Regions from separate parts of the Mus musculus genome. Here region 2 is linked to region 1. Evidence: chromatin loops called from intact Hi-C (ENCODE). Cell type or tissue: gastrocnemius. All regions are shown on one strand. Region 1 holds the start of Gm34204 (a long non-coding RNA gene). Region 2 overlaps Pcgf3 (polycomb group ring finger 3).

Region 1 (4,000 bases):
AGAACTTAACGACTTGGCAGTTCATCGGTGCCTGACCAGCTAGTGGGAACATGGCTGCTATCATGTTCTTCAGGTTGTATTGGGGTATGCCATTGGAGACAGATAAGACTCAGGCTTGCCAGGTAGTGGTGGCGCACGCCTTTAATCCCAGCACTTGGGAGGCAGAGGCAGGCGAATTTCTTAGTTCAAGGCCAGCCTGGTCTACAGAGTGAGTTCCAGAACAGCCAGGGCTATACAGAGAAGCCCTGTCTGGAAAACAAAAAAACAAAAAACAAAAAAAAACAAAAAACAAAAAACAACAAAAAACTAGGTATCACCTTCACAGATACCTAGTAGACAAGTTGTAGCCATTTTCCTGAAGATGGTGTGCCCATTGTGGTTAAAGAGGCCCTCTGAGGCAGAGATATTTAAGGTGAGACCTCAAGGTGAGTAAGGACATTTTAGGAAATACACTTAGTGCTTCTGAGGGAACAGTCATAAGTTTTGGGACAATTAGCAGGGCAGGTTGAGGTGGGTGTTGTGGTTTCCCCCATCAAATAAGGGTGAAGATCACACAAATGTCCCTGTGTGATCCCTGCTGGATTCAGTCCATTCCCAACCCACTCTGAGCCAGTCCACCCCAGCCAACATGGAATACCTCTGCTGCGCACCTTGTATACGAAAGTACATACGAAGTCAATGAAACCAACTTGCAGCTTAGGGAGCTCAGCTGCTTTGTTCCGGTCCATCATGGGCTTGTAAAGAAAACACAGGCAGATGACATGGGTGCTGTCTCTCCCTATGAGACTTTGTTTGCTGCAAAGACCTATTTCTTGCTTAGTCTATGCCTTGCCTAAAGCCTGCTCCAAACAGTTCTTCACACTAGCCAGAGCTGGCTTAGAAGATAAGTGGTCAGAACAACCCTTTGTAGTTCCCAGTTCCCATGTATGTAGATGCCATCTGTGGTGTTAGTGGTGGGCCCTAACCCTAGCTGTAACTACCTCATTGTCTATCTTGCCATGGACTACCACCACTACTCCCTGCCTTTCCCTAGGCTTGCCCTTCTCTGACTTGACCTCCCTGGACTGGCCTGTCTAATGGATGTACTCTGCAGCCACATAGACCCTAGGTGCTCCTGCTGAGCTACAACCCCAATCTAACAATTTTTTGTGATTTCTATTCTGCAAGATGCAAAATTACCCATAGTCATGCCAAAGGGCCACACAAATCAAGGCTAAGACTCCGGGACCTTAAATTCCTGGGGTCTGGAGCGCTACCAAGCATTCTAATACATATGCCAAGATAGAATATTCTGGAAGCAACACTCACAATGGGCTGTTGATCCAAGACAGTCCTCTCCAAGTCCCCCTGTTCCCAGAACTCAGCAGCCACCAGAAGAGCAACCTAAGCACACACAAAAGTTATAGTGGGGCTCCATGTTCAGGAGCAGTAGGCCCTCCCCTCAAGGTCCTACAGGCAGTGTTCATATGGCGCCTCTCACTGCCGTACCCAGGGATGACTTCAAAAACCAACACCATTTCCCTGTAGCTCCCTAGGTACAGACCCAGGATGGCCTGCGAAGGGCTATTCTGGGTCCAGATGGTCATCAGTCCTGACCTTGCTCTGGACTTCCCAGGGTTTGGTGATAGCAGACAGGTCACATGCAGTCATCATCATGGCCCTGTGGACAGACAGACAGCAGACTACCTGTCCTTCTGAGCAGAGAGTAAACATTTTCTCAGCAGCTCTCTGGGACAGTCCTAGGAAAGGTGCTGGTCCCAAGTCACCACCTTGTAGGTGAAGAAGGAAAGCTGAGCTTGAAGCAAGTGGTGGTCAGGGGTGCTAAGGAAGATTCTGGATTCAGTGGTGAGGCCTATGAACCCTTGTGCCGTCTCCGGTCCCTGGGATTAGGGAGGTCTGCAGGGCTAATTGGCCAGCAGTGGACCTGCTACTTACATGACTATCTCCTTTCGTGTGGTCTCTAAGGATAAGTACTCAACCCAACTCTTCTTATCTTCATAGTTCTTAGACTCATCCACAATCTTCTGGAACATTGTTCTCTTCCTGACCCCAAGAAGGAGGGGAGGAGTAGGTGACAGACTGGCCATGGTTATCTATGTCTACTGAGGGCTCTGCCCACACCTCCTGCCTCTGATGCATTCTTACTTGAAGTAGAGGGCCAGGTCGGTGGCAATGATGGCAATGTCCATGAGGTGGATCACATGTTCATGCTGCCGCCGGTTCAGGTTCTGATAGATGTTCAGGCTCTGTGGGGACCATAAGTTGGTGTTGGGTTGTGGCAGAGGTTGTCTGTGGTACTCTTGTTTTTGACTCTCAGGGCCTACTCTGTCTAATCCCCTCACTCGAACCTTGCCTTCACTTATGTGAAGATCAGTCTTATGGCCATCCCTGCCTTCCCTTGGTGTCTACCCTCTGTCAGTGTCCTGGGTCAGATACCTTTGCCCATTTCCATGATCTGTTGTACCCTCTAGTGGCCATTCCTAGCTACTGCCTCCATGACTGCAATTCTGCCCCATGTGGGAACATCTCTAGATGTGAGCCTGTCCTTTAGCACCTCACACTGATAAATCCATGCTGCCCAGGACCTCCTGCTTGTCTACCACAGCCCAGAGGAGAAACAACTCATAACCAAATCAGGAACAAACCTCCTCTGCCAACAGAAACTTCCCAAATTCCAGGTGGTGCCTTTCCAGAATTGAGGAGCCATGTAACTTGGCTAGAGGATTCTGCGATCTGTTGTTTATTTTATTTAACAGGGGAACACAACAAAAGCAATGTTAGAAGGCAGTAGGATGAGGTCTGACCCATGTGGCACTGCATCTTCAAGGTGGTCCATCTCAGTACTGATTGCCAGACTGCAAAGACTCACCCTAAGGACGCGTGATTTATGGTTTACCATGCCCACCACAAGCCTGCCCTCCCCACAGCCTACTTCATCTGGTACAGGTTGTTGGTGCCACGGTGGTCGATGTCGTGGCACAAGCCAGCTGTAACCATGGCGAAGGCCTCTAGGTCAGTGTAATAGCTCTTCAGTTTGCCTGTCTGTGGGAATAGATCCAGTCCTGAGTCCTGTCACTGGCCCAGCTCTCTGGCTCCAGAAGGCAGTGGTTAAAGGGGATGTGGGGTGTCCCAAACCCATCCCTTTGCCCACCCAGGTCCCTTCCACTCATTGCTAGGACTGGATACACACAATTGGCATCCTTGGGCCAGAAGATAGTTAGCTGTGGTCCTTGCCCCAGCCCTCTGATTCATCTAGCCCATCCAATTTACATACGTACCATGAGTAGGGTAAACATGGTCTGGGCTACATTGAAGCCGTGGCGCCAGTTGTGGTAGGTGATTCTTCGATAGGCTTTGCTGACAGAGAATAGAAAGCGCACCAAGACCTGGGGAGCAGAGTACATGTGGGTTCTGAGATCCACATATGAGCCTACACAGCACCATATCAGAGCCTATCCAAGCCTCTCATACTGCTTGCATTAGAGTCTGTTATACCTATTTCTCCACTTCTATCTTGTTGGTCTCAGAGCCCTTGTTCCTTGTTCTCACTGGCCCCTTCCTGTTTGGGAAGGGCTCTCACACCAGAACAAAGAACAGCCCTTGGGAATTTGATGCCTCTCTCTTCCCAAGGTTCAGACTCACAATGGAAAGAGGACCCCTGGCATGTGAGATCTTTTGAGAAAGCAAAAACCAAAACCAACTAAATAACCAACCCAACAACAACAACAACAACAAAAAAACCCATTGGTTTAAGGCCTGAGTGTTTGATTCACATGTGGCCTGTGAGCAGAAAGGTGGGAAGCCTCAACATTTTCTTCAACAAGAGGATGCAGGCTAAGAGAACCCTTTACCCCTTCCATTATGATATTTAGGATCAAATAATTATTTGGAAATATTTTTTATCCCAATGGCTTTCTTTCTGTCTGTTTCCCTTAGCATTTAGTAAAATTTCTTTCAGAAATATCAGCCTGTTGCTTCTGTTTTCTGAGGAGCATGAGAG
Region 2 (4,000 bases), 57 kb before region 1:
TCTAAGAAGCCTGGCTCATGGAACCTTACTTTTGGACACATACTCAGGACACATACTCCCCTTTCCATCTGCCTTACCAACTCCCACCCAGCCTGGTCTGGTTCCCACTGGGAACTAGGCACCAACTTTCCTTAGACTGTTAAGCATATACAGGGTGATCTTAATATTTCTCAGGAACTTATATGGTTCCACTAGCAAAGTGCCAATACTTAAAGATTTGAATAATTTATTAAATACTGACTTAAAAGCACCAATTAACTTTACGCTCAAATCCAACTGGCATTTGGATTTTTATTATAAAGCAAACAAAGCTAGATGTTTATCTTAAGACTATCCACCATGTTTTTTCTTAGGCCCTCTGTCTAATTCTGTTCTCTTCCACATGAGCCCTAGACATTTTCTAGTATCTCTTGTACTCTTTTTTTTTTTTTTTAAGATTTATTTACTTTATTTATGTGAGTACACGGTAGCTGTCTTCAGACACACCAGAAGAGGGTATCAGACCCCATTACAGATGGTTGTGAGCCACCATGTGGTTGCTGGGAATTGAACTCAGGACCTCTGGAAGAGCAGTCAGTGCTCTTACCCGCTGAGCCATCTCTCCAGCCCCCTCTCTTGTACTCTTTTTTTTTTTTTTTTTTTTTTTTTTAAAAAAAGCCTAACATATACATTGTCCCATTTTATTTTATTTATTTATTTTTAGATTTATTTATTACATGTAAGTACACTGTAGCTGTCTTCAGACACACCAGAAGAGGGCGTCAGATCTCGTTACAGATGGTTGTGAGCCACCATGTGGTTGCTGGGATTTGAACTCTGGACCTTTGGAAGAACAGTCGGGTGCTCTTACCCACTGAGCCATCTCACCAGCCCCCTCTCTTGTACTCTTAACTAACAGGTCCATTAACCAGGGCTGATGAAGAACCTTTTCAGCAACCATCAGAAAATGGTCCCTTTCTGGGAAAACCACCTAAGGTAAAGTGTTCTGTAAGGGAAAGCTTGATAAATGAACCTCTGGATTGTATGGTGGCCTGATGCAACTACTCACCATTTCGGGGATCTAAGTGCTGTTTTGCTGAGCACGCCTCCCCCTTGATGTCACCTGGTACCTCCATGCCCAGTTTGTGATAGAATTCCCTCTGTTTCCTCATTTCCGCTATTAAGAATGGAGACAATTTTAATATTCAGTAGGAAAGGACTTAAATAGTAAAACTGCTCACTAACATCACATGAAGAAACTAGCAGATGAGATGATGGGTCTGAAGGACGCTACTAGTCAGAAAATAAGCACAAGTCAGGATGGGAACCTTAATGACCATGCTGCAGATATTCAAGAACATATTCAAGAAGGTGGGAAGAACTGGTGCAACAAGACAGGCTCTTGAGCTGTAGGGATACTGCTCAGGACTCTGACCTAACCTTTTCAGCCCTCTAGGATGGTATGGGGATATTCATCACCTGGAGGAGGACAGATCCTAGGGAGGCAGTTTGAGGAACTCTTCAGAATATGGCAGACCCTGAGGAGGGGGCTCCGATACTTTTCATGCATCATCAGTGACAATGTGGCTGCTAGTAAACTCCTATATCCCACATACCATTTTGGCACAGGCAGCTTAGACATCTACACATGCTGCCGAGTGCTCCCACTGTCCCTGTAGCCATGATGGTCACAAGCTGCCATCAAGTAAAGAAGAGTTCTCACTAGGCTGAGGGTGGGAGATACACCTGAATGACAAGAACAGATCCAGAACAACCATGTACCGAAAACCTGTATTTGTGTGCCAAGGTCACTTGGTCACATCACAGACTACAGCAGTATCCAGTGGCCATGTCTGTCTTGTACTGAGTGAAGACTGCCCCCAGTGGCTGTGGGCAGTAGTGGCCATGAAAGAAATGCAAGAAAAAGAGGAAACAGAAACCTCCAACCTACAGAGAAAGTTTATTCTTGAAGGCAGACACCTAGTCATGAAGCTACCCAGGGCTTCAGATCACTGTGTTCCTAGGGATCATTAGCCAACAAAGCCGCATGACCTGTCCTCAGATGGTCAGCATACCCTCACTGGGTAGACCAAGCTGACACCTTGTACTTAGAGGAAATAATCAATTACAAGAGATGAAAACAGCTTCTGACTTAAACAGCAAAAGCCCCATCCATGAGACTAACATTCAGACCCAAGTGATATGCATGTACCAGATCCTGCCATTGCTCAGCATATACCAATGGCAAGGGAAGCTTAAAATGATTTATTCAAACCAAATATCTGTAAGTTACTCTGTAAAAGATACTTTACATGTAGTGAAACAAGAAATGCTTTGTTAAACTTTTCTAAATCTTACTTTTTTTTGAGACAGGGTTAACTAGCTGGCCTGGAACTCACTGTGTAAACCAGGCTAGTCTCCAACTCACAGAGATCTTGCTTTTGTCTTCTGAACGCTGAGATTAAAAGCATGTGCCATCGTGCCAAGCCTTATTAAACTTTTCATCTGCTTATCTGTTTTTCCTAAAGACCTGGAACCCTTAGAACCCTAGCATCTAGCCTGAACAGATGCTTTACAAACCCTAACCGTACAAGTATGAGGCTGTATAAGCTGTGTATCTGGTCAGAACAGGACCCTTCTACAGTGGAGGGAAGCAAGGGCTCAATCAAGAAGATGGCAAAAGTATCAGCTAAAGATGTGTTTGGCCAGAGAAATGATTCAGTGGTTAGAAATGCCTGCCACCAAGCCTGACAATCTGAGTTTGATACTGTGACCCACAAGTGGAAGGAGAGAACTGATTCCTGCAAGTTGTCCCCTGACTTATATATCCAACCACAGCACCATATACCAGGACACAGACACATGCATCCCCACATGTACACATACATACACAAAATAAATAAATGGAGAAAGAGAGGTTCCCATATACAATTGTATGGAAGGCAGCCCCCAAACCAGAGCATGGAACAGTTTCTGACAAAGGGAAGCCACCCAAAGTGGCCTCAAAAACAACTGTGACCTGAACACCAAAAGCCCAGAGATCAATAATAAGGAACTCACCAAAGGCAGAAATAACTCAGCTTCTGACACCACGATTACTGCCTACTTCCTTAACTCTCACTTAGCATTAATTAAAAAGGATAAAAACAAAAACAAAAACCCACCAGTATATGGCTGAGTTAAATGTCCTCTGAAGGCTCATGTTTAAGGTTGCCAACTCTGGGGCGGGTTCTTGGGAGGTGACTAGATCAGGAGAGTCCTAACTTCCTAGGACGGTCTGATGACATTCCTGGGAGGCGTAGAAGGCAGGGCCTAACTGTAGGAAGTAGGTTCCTGCATGCTTCTGGAGAGTAACTGCTCCTAGGCCTTCTTGTCTGCTTTTACTCCTGTGTTTCCTGGCCACCATGATGTAAGCAACTTTGCTCTGCCATAACCTTCCATGATCCTCTTCTGCTTCACTATGACCCCCAAATAATGGGACCAAAGGACCATGGACTTAAAATCCTAAAACTCTATGACAATCCTAAAACTCTATGACAAAATCACTTCTCTCGGTTGTTTGTCACAGAAAAAAAGTCTAATGTGCCCAATATTAGGTATATACAGGCACAGAAACACTGCCAAGCATGTTGGCACAGGCCTATTAATCCCAGCACTTGGAAGGCTGATACAGGTGGACTCAATGAGTTCAAGGCCAGCCAAAGCTGGATAGTTAGACCCTATCAAACAAACAAACAAACAAACAAACAAACAAAAACCCACTAAAACAAAGAAACAAACAGATACAGAAACATTAATTGGAATTGTTTGGGCATTATACATCTAAATATATCTAAAATACATTAGAATTTAGCCATTGTTAGTAATCTATTCTAAAGGCAAGCAGATCCATGTGTAAGGATATCTTACTTGTAAACTGAAGAATCACAAACAACTTAACTGCTGCATGACCACACTTGGAGCTGAGCCATTTAAGTGTGGTCTTTAGTACGTGGGTCTCCTCTGTCCAGCAGATATTCCT

The links. Peaks named below come from ENCODE experiments on the same cell type or tissue, not always from the same donor. Only the 100,000 strongest peaks of a DNase experiment are listed, where the experiment ranks them.
Region 2: a loop joins it to region 1, with 2.5 times the contacts of the local background. A loop is called at or near these places in 1 of 42 quality-filtered maps.

The regions. Positions count from the first base shown.
Region 1 is chr5:108,425,840-108,429,839 of GRCm38, reverse strand. It overlaps Pde6b (phosphodiesterase 6B, cGMP, rod receptor, beta polypeptide), which reads right to left. Exons shown (of 22, transcript NM_008806.2): 13 at 3,279-3,386; 14 at 2,933-3,042; 15 at 2,646-2,733; 16 at 2,146-2,246; 17 at 1,936-2,043; 18 at 1,597-1,660; 19 at 1,309-1,383; 20 at 651-734. It overlaps Gm34204 (a long non-coding RNA gene), which reads left to right and starts at 624. Exons shown (of 3, transcript XR_880561.2): 1 at 624-3,012. In gastrocnemius, a CTCF peak has its summit at 2,481 (motif pointing left); a DNase peak (open chromatin) is centred at 2,468.
Region 2 is chr5:108,483,296-108,487,295 of GRCm38, reverse strand. Pcgf3 (polycomb group ring finger 3) reads right to left here. Exons shown (of 11, transcript NM_172716.5): 7 at 1,049-1,156. Among named protein-coding and RNA genes, the nearest start is that of Pcgf3, 24 kb to the right of the region's middle. In gastrocnemius, a CTCF peak has its summit at 1,881; a DNase peak (open chromatin) is centred at 1,862.